2 separate regions of the Homo sapiens genome follow, and region 1 is linked to region 2. Evidence: read pairs that join two places in POLR2A ChIA-PET (ENCODE). Cell type or tissue: PC-9. All regions are shown on one strand.

The links. ChIA-PET counts read pairs that join two places held together with the same protein. Peaks named below come from ENCODE experiments on the same cell type or tissue, not always from the same donor. Only the 100,000 strongest peaks of a DNase experiment are listed, where the experiment ranks them.
Region 1: POLR2A ChIA-PET joins it to region 2 with 6 read pairs; 19 of 35 experiments call an interaction of 5 or more read pairs at or near these places.

The regions. Positions count from the first base shown.
Region 1 is chr1:155,062,035-155,066,034 of GRCh38, forward strand. ADAM15 (ADAM metallopeptidase domain 15) reads left to right here. Exons shown (of 23, transcript NM_207197.3): 22 at 211-335; 23 at 426-741. The coding sequence ends at 468. It overlaps EFNA4-EFNA3 (EFNA4-EFNA3 readthrough), which reads left to right and starts at 1,706. Exons shown (of 5, transcript NM_001407761.1): 1 at 1,706-1,902. The coding sequence starts at 1,790. EFNA4 (ephrin A4) reads left to right here and starts at 1,706. Exons shown (of 4, transcript NM_005227.3): 1 at 1,706-1,902. The coding sequence starts at 1,790. DCST1-AS1 (DCST1 antisense RNA 1) reads right to left here and starts at 1,957. Exons shown (of 4, transcript NR_040773.1): 1 at 1,723-1,957. It also overlaps ADAM15-EFNA4. RefSeq lists silencers at 1,107-1,196, 1,577-1,726, 2,017-2,166 and an enhancer at 2,657-3,158. In PC-9, no CTCF peak of the experiment used is centred here; a DNase peak (open chromatin) is centred at 1,677; H3K4me3 peaks cover 1,612 bases.
Region 2 is chr1:154,994,168-154,998,167 of GRCh38, forward strand. It overlaps LENEP (lens epithelial protein), which reads left to right. Exons shown (of 1, transcript NM_001394530.1): 1 at 1-148. Among named protein-coding and RNA genes, the nearest start is that of LENEP, 2.6 kb to the left of the region's middle. In PC-9, CTCF peaks have their summits at 1,710 (motif pointing left) and 1,909; a DNase peak (open chromatin) is centred at 1,704; H3K27ac peaks cover 1,476 bases.

The DNA of each region.
Region 1 (4,000 bases), 68 kb after region 2:
TAGCCATGACGGTGGTGGCCGTGGCGAGATGCCCCCTCAGTGCATGAGGGCACATATCCCGGTGGTGCCTTTAATGGTGACAGGTTTGTTTGCAGACAAGGGTGACCGCTGGTGCTGCCCCCAAGCTGGTGTTCCCCAGCACCAGTGCGTTGGGGGTGGGCAACATGACACCCCCCCACCTAAGCCGGCCTCCTGCCTTCTCTCCCTCAGTCTCAGGGGCCAGCCAAGCCCCCACCCCCAAGGAAGCCACTGCCTGCCGACCCCCAGGGCCGGTGCCCATCGGGTGACCTGCCCGGCCCAGGGGCTGGAATCCCGCCCCTAGTGGTACCCTCCAGGTAGGAGGAGCCCTGGGCATGGGTGGGCGGGGCGAGTGACCTGGGGGAAAGGGGCCTCTGACTCTTTTTTCTTGGCTTCCCGCAATCCAGACCAGCGCCACCGCCTCCGACAGTGTCCTCGCTCTACCTCTGACCTCTCCGGAGGTTCCGCTGCCTCCAAGCCGGACTTAGGGCTTCAAGAGGCGGGCGTGCCCTCTGGAGTCCCCTACCATGACTGAAGGCGCCAGAGACTGGCGGTGTCTTAAGACTCCGGGCACCGCCACGCGCTGTCAAGCAACACTCTGCGGACCTGCCGGCGTAGTTGCAGCGGGGGCTTGGGGAGGGGCTGGGGGTTGGACGGGATTGAGGAAGGTCCGCACAGCCTGTCTCTGCTCAGTTGCAATAAACGTGACATCTTGGGAGCGTTCCCCAGAGTTTGTCTGCTTCTAGAACCCGGGTCGCTCCTGCTGCGGTTCCAGGTTTGGCCGCCAGAAGACGCTGCCGCCTCAGACGAGGGCGGGCTGTGTGGGGCGGGAGTACCAGAAAGGGTCGGCGTGTGTCCCCGGGATGCTCGCAGCTTCCCTCTGCCCAGACTGGGGTGGCTTTCGGCGCAATCTGTCAAGCTGTTGGACCTGCCGTCCCCACTCTGACCATTGGCTGGGAAAAGTGGATCTGGCTGATGCTCCCAGAGCCCAGGAGCCAGGGCGGAGCGGGGCGGCGGCTGCTCCCACGATCCCAAGGCCGCGCACCTGCCTCCTCCCCCTCCGCCGCCGCCACCTGAGGGATCGGGAACAAAGGTGCTTTGTACAGGCCGCAACCACCTCATTACTTCGTCTTAGGGACTGGGGCCGCGTGGGCCCCCAGCCCGGAACGAAGGTGTGGAGCGGCAAGGGACAGACGCCAATCCTAAAGTGAGCATCTAGCGCGCCACCTAAGGCTCTTTAGGGAAGGTGGTCCCAGAGCTGTGTTGTCCCTTCCGCTTGCACTGTCCCTAGATGTGCAAAGAAAACGGGGCAGTGCATGAAGGTGGTTGGACAGGCTTCATGGATCCTCGCCCGCGCCTCACTTTCCCCTATCTGGGCAAAGGTTATGTACCCTTATTTAAAATCTTCCAAACTTCTAATAAGGCAGTCTACCCTGCACTAAAGCAGACACGAAAGAGATGACCTCCCTAAAAATACTGCTGTTGGAATACGTCCTTCCTTCCCGCCCCCTCGCAGTGCGGTGCAGCCTCAGTGGAAGCTTTGGCGAACCTGGCGCGCGCTGCGGTGCACAGAGGGTTAACTGGAGTTGGCGCTGGGTGGAGAGGAGGAGACGCGCTCCCATTGGCGGAAAGTTATTCAGGGGCGGGGTCAGTGAATCTCCGTACCCCACTCCCCTTTCCGCAACTTCCCTCTTCACTTTGTACCTTTCTCTCCTCGACTGTGAAGCGGGCCGGGACCTGCCAGGCCAGACCAAACCGGACCTCGGGGGCGATGCGGCTGCTGCCCCTGCTGCGGACTGTCCTCTGGGCCGCGTTCCTCGGCTCCCCTCTGCGCGGGGGCTCCAGCCTCCGCCACGTAGTCTACTGGAACTCCAGTAACCCCAGGTAGCCGGGCCGAACCGGGCGAGCGCACAGCCAAGTCTGCGCGCTCCCGGGCTTTGCGCGCGCCCGCCACCCGCTCTTTGCGCGGCGCCGCCTGAGCCTGGCCGCGCGCCGGGGCTCCTTTGTTTGAGCCGGCGGGGGAGGGGGGAGGGGCGAGGGGCGAGGCGCGCCCTGGGTCTCCCCACAGCCCGCATGTGTTGGGGGGCAGGCAGAAGACCCCAGCCCCAAGGGTTGTCTAGGGGGTCTTGGAGCATGGAGCTGGGGGGGCCTTTGCCCGCACTCCGGGCTCCGCCCCCCTCGCTGCTCTCCTGGCGATCCCCAGCCTCCCGCAGGCTGGAGCTGTGGCTGACGAACTTGAGAGCGAGGGAGGGGGCTTTACTCTTATGAAAGAGCGTGGGTTACTCTCCTGCCCGCTGGGTCTCACCTCTGGCTCTCACTCTGTCTCCTGATCTCATTTGCTATCTCTGCTTTCATCTCTGTCTTTATTGGTCCTTCTGTTTCTTTCCAGTGTCAGCCCTGCCCTTCTAGCCGAATCACCTCTGGGCAAGTCTCGTGACCTTCCTAACCTCATTTATCTCACCTGTATAATGGGCTAATAATACCTAGTACCCTGGGAAGTCTGGCAGGGTAAGTGAGGTCATGTATGTGAAAGAGGCTCAGGCTGTACAGATATAAACTATTATTTCTTTCTCTCTCCTGAGCTGCCTGCCTTTGAACCTTAGTATATTTTACTGTTTCCATCCCCCTCCCCAAGTCTCCCTGCCTCTCCTATTTCCTATCTGTTTTTCTTTCTGATTTTCTACTTGAGACAATCTGTGACTATTCATTTCTTCACTCACTAACATTTATTTATTAAACACATACTGTGTGTGCCCGGCCCTGTGCTAGGTTGCAGGGGATTAACTATATAGATGAGAAGATCAAGACCCTGCCCTCTGGGATTCCACAGACTCTCTGGAGAACAGGCGCAGGCAGGAGAGCCTGCATAAAGACAGGTCATTACAATACCAATAACAAGTGATAAGAGCTTTTGTTGTCCTTGGACTCTGAATTCTCTATCTCTGTCACAGACCAAAGCTTCTGAATCACTTGGAGGACCTGTTAAAAATTCAGGTTTCTCACCCCCCAATCTTAAGGTTTCTGGCTCATTCATTCAATCCACAAATATTTATTGAACACTGTCCTGTGCTGGGCACTTTTCCAGGCACGGGGGATGCAGTAGAACAAAACTTACCAAGGCCCTGTCCTTGCTCAGCTTGCGTTCTAGTAAGTCTGGGCTGGCTGAGCCCAGGAATCTTCATTTCTAATCAGAACTGATACAGGTCGTCCTTGGACCACCCACTGGAGGCTTTTCCTAAGTCATGCTTCGCTGTGTTTGTGGTATGGGGGGTGGTTCATGCAGCATTCAGTACTGTGGGGAGCAGCCCCTTCCAGCCCTTCCCACCTGTGCTGGCTTCCCCAGGCAGCTCCCAAGAGGTGGGGAAGGGAGTCCTGAGAAGACTGAAGACTGGGTAGTATGTGGACTCCCCCCATGCCTGGCACTTGCTCCTCCTGGCCAAAAAAGGGAGGCACCTAGCACCCACTCCCTCATTCTTTTTTTTTTTTTTTTTTTAATTTTTAGAATTTAGAGACAGGGTCTTGCTCTGTCACCCAGGCTGTAGTGCGGTGGCATAATAGCTCACTACAGGAACTTGCGGACTCTAAGGATCCTCCCGCCTCAGCCTCCCAAGTAGCTGGGACTACAGGAGTGCACCACCACTCATGGCCTTTATTTATTTATTTATTTATTTATTTATTTATTTATTTATTTATTTTTTGAGATGGAGTCTCGCTCTGTCTCCCAGGCTGGAGTGCAGTGGCGCAATCTCGGCTCACTGCAAGCTCCGCCTCCCGGGTTCACGCCATTCTCCTGCCTCAACCTCCCAAGTAGCTGGGACTACAGGTGCCCGCCACCACGCCCGGCTAGTTTTCTTTTTATATTCTTAGTAGAGACGGGGTTTCACCGTGTTAGCCAGGATGGTCTTGATCTCCTGACCTCATGATCCGCCCGCCTCAGCCTCCCAAAGTGCTGGGATTACAAGCGTGAGCCACCGCGCCCAGC
Region 2 (4,000 bases):
CCTCCAAGCTTGGCACAGTGAGCCCACCAGCTCAGATGGTTGATCTTACCATACCCTCATAGTACCAAGAATGGACTGCCCCCTAAGAAACCTGTTTGAGAATCACTGAATTATAAATATAATCCATAGGCCTTGAGGCCCAAGATTATAAGTGTCTAAAGGGGAATCAGAAAAAGTCAGCACTAGAACGGTCTGGGAGCAAGGGTGCAGACCAGGGAGGGAAGGAGCTTGTCCTGAATAGAACCAAGATTGAAAGCCAGGTTTTCTGACTCACTGGTTCCTGAGTGGGGAGGGTGGAAGACAGTTCAGGTTCCTCTCAATCTGTGGGTAAGGAGGGGACCCAGCTTGAGTAGGGTCTTCATCTGTGAGGCCAAGGGTGTGTGGAAACCCAGAGGACCCAGCCCTTTCCCAAATAGAAGACCTGGTCCAGGCAGCTTCCTGCCTCTGAGGATCTTGGGGAAAGCACTGCGCTGAGGCTAGTCCCCAGCTCATCAAGGAAGTAGGACCCCATGAGCTACAAGAGCTCCCAGCTCACATACAAAGTTACCAGAGAAAGACACCTGTGTGGCCACACAGGTCCCTCAGGCTTATCATGACACAGCCCTATCAGGACATAAACAGCTAGATTGAGCAGAATTGGCTCTTTACTTCCTCTTGGTAGCCACAGCTGGTATTTTCCATGAGTTACTCCCGGTGGTAGATATACACCAGCCATGTGTATCGTCTTGCTCAGGGGGTGCTTATGCTTACTGATCTGCCCACCCACAGCCCCCCAAACCTCAGAGCCAGCCTGTTTGGGACTGTTCAGTATTTCCCTGGGATTCCCATCCAGCATTCTCTGGCCCCTCCTGGGGGGCCAGTTATCATCCCCCAGCCCTTTGTCACTTGGGGCACTGGCCTGGAGATTATAGATAGTGCCCTCTTCCTCCCTGCCTGGGACCAGCTCTTCCTCAGCCTTCTTCTTAGTTAACTCTTTTTTTTTTCTAGATTCTTTTTGTAAAGGTGATATATGCCCAGAGTAAAGAACTTTAGGCCAGGCCAGGTACAGTGGCTCACACCTGTAATCCCAGCACTTTGGGAGGCAGAGGCGGGCAGATCACCTGAGGTCAGGAGTTCTAGACCAGCCTGGCCAACATGGTGAAACTGCATCTCTACTAAAAATAATTAGCTGGGCGAGGTGGTGAGTGCCTGTAATCCCAGCTACTTGGGAGGCTGAGACAGGAGAATCACTTGAACCCGGGAGGCAGAGTTTGCGGTGAGCTGAGATCATGCCACTGCGCTCCAGCCTGGGGGACAAGAATGAAACTCTGTCTCAAAAAAAAAAAAAAAAAAAAAGGCCGGGCGCGGTGGCTCACATCTGTAATCCCAGCACTTTGGGACAAGGCCGAGGTGGGTGGATCACTTGAGGTCAGGAGTTCGAGACCAGCCTGGCCAGCATGGTGAAACCCCATCTCTACTAAAAATACAAAAAAATTAGCTGGACGTGGTGGCACATGCCTGTAGTCCCAGCTACCTGGGAGGCTGAGGCAGGAGAATGGCTTGAACCCAGGAGGTGGAGGTTGCAGTGAGCCAAGATTGCACCATTGCACTCCAGCCTGGGTGACACAGCAAGACTTCGTCTTATAAAAAAAAAAAAAAAAAAAAAAGAACTCTAATAGTTAAAAGTCTCCACGTCTATCCCCCAATCCTTTAGCGCTCCCCCTGGAGGCAACCATGGTTACCAGTTTCTTGGAGAACATTCCAGTCTGTGCATAGACTGCATCTTCATTCATTCAACAAATATTGAGTTATTGAGTGTATATTATATGTCACTGTGGGTCTTTGGATGCAGCAGTGAACAAAACAGATCCTTGTACTTGTGAAGCTTACATTTTAGGGGGTGGAGAGGACAAACTATAAACATTTTTTAAAGTATGTATATGTTATTAGATGATAGGCACTATAGAAAAAAGAAGTGGAAATCGAGCTGGAGGTGGGAATGGGGGCAGGTCATAGAGGGCCTAAGAATTTGAGCTTTTATGCTGAGTGAAATGAGGAACTATTGCCGAATATTGAGTGTGAAATGAGTTTTTTAATTTAAAAGGCTCAAGCTGGCTGCTGTGTTGAGAATAGATTTCAGGGGAGCAAAGGTAGAATACGAGTGACCTATTAGGAGGTAATGGCACAATATAGGCCAGACATGTTGGTGGTCTCGGACCAGGTTTATAGCAATAGCAGTAGTGAGGGGTGGCTGGATTCTGGATATATTACTCTTCCTAGTTAACATACTCTCCACGCTGTTCTGCACTTTGCTTCTTTTCCTTTGATAAACCTTGGACAGGATTCAGGATCCCACATCAGTACACGGAGAGCCTGTCCATTCTTTTTTACAGCAGCCTAGCCTCTACGGTACTCCAACTTGAGCTTATTTCTTATCCCTGGCAGGTCAATGTGTCTTTTTTTTTTTTTTTTTTTTTGAGACAGATTCTCACTCTGTCACCCAGGCTGGAGTGCGATGGTACAATCTCAGCTCACTGCAACCTCCGTCCCCCGGGTTGAAGCGATTTTCCTACCTCAGCCTCCTGAGTAGCTGGGATTACAGGAGCGTACCACCATGTCCTGCTAATTTCGATTTTTTTTTTTTGAGACAGAGTCTCGCTCTGTCACCCAGGGTGGAGTGCAGTGGCGCGATCTCAGCTCACTGCAAGCCCTGCCTCCCGGGTTCACACCATTCTCCTGCCTCAGCCTCCCGAGTAGCTAGGATACAGGTGCCCGCCCCCACTCCCGGCTAATTTTTTGTATTTTTAGTAGAGACGGGGTTTCACCATGTTAGCTAGGATGGTCTTGATCTCCTGACCTCGTGATCCGCCCACCGTGGCCTCCCAAAGTGCTAGGATTACAGGCGTGAGCCACCGCGCCCAGCCAATTTTGATATTTTTAGTAGAGACAGGGTTTCACCATGTTGGCCACACTGATCTCGAACTCCTGACTTCAAGTGATCCGCCCACCTCGGCCTCCCAAAGCGCTGGGATTACAAGCATAAGCCACCGTGCCCGGCCTCAGTGCATCTCTTTAGGCATCCACAAAATGCAGCTTAGTGCTCTTGGCTGGTCCGTTGAGAGGCTCTCACCTGGTCCCAGTGATGGGGGTAGTCAGAATTTACCTTCCCATGAATCTGGGGCTCCTTCTTCCCCCTCAGAGCCTGCACCCTACTTGGCCAGCTCCAGCCTTTCCTTCCCTGACTCAGGCCCTGGCCTACCGCCTTCTTTTCCTTTCTTAGGCCTCACTCCCACCAAGCGGGGCAGTGCCTAGAGGTGGATCCTGGAGTCTGAGGTCTGAGCCCAAGGGCCTTTGCCAGGGGAGGGGAAGTCTGGCAGAAACCACTGGGGAAGTGGTGGGTAGAGGAAGGCAGAATCCAGGGCTGTGGCCTGTGGTGAGAAGGGTAATAGAGAGCAGCAGGGGGAGTGACAGGTAGAGACTGCCAGTGGCCCAAGGAGAATGTCAGAGTGGGAAAGAGGGCTTTGGCAGTGTAAAGACTGAGGAGAGGGATGAGGAGAATAAAAGAAACCTCAGATACCATTCAGAGAGCCCTTTTCACAATACAGAGTGCTTTGAGCCTTACGAAAGTCCACTTCAGCAATTATCCCATGTTAACATGAAGGAAATAGGCCCAAAGAGGTGAAATGATTCGCCCAAGAACATACACAGCACACTGAGGTAAAGGAGTCATTTAGCGAACCCAGATTTTCAGATCCCCAACTCACGGCTTCTCCTAATGAGCCTGCCTTCCTCTTCTGAGCTGGTGTTTGCATGGAGATGGTGGCCAAAGTGGCCTGGAGGCAGGGCCATGCAAACAAAAGCATGGAGGGTACCACCTCCATGCACCCGCTCCATGCCACTTCCCACCTCAGCCCTAAGCTCCCTGTTCTCAGCCCATTTGGAGGTTTCAGGTGCAGCCCTTTCACCTAATCCACACAGCCAAGAGATCTTTCCTGGCCCATGGCTCCCCACTCTGTGGCTG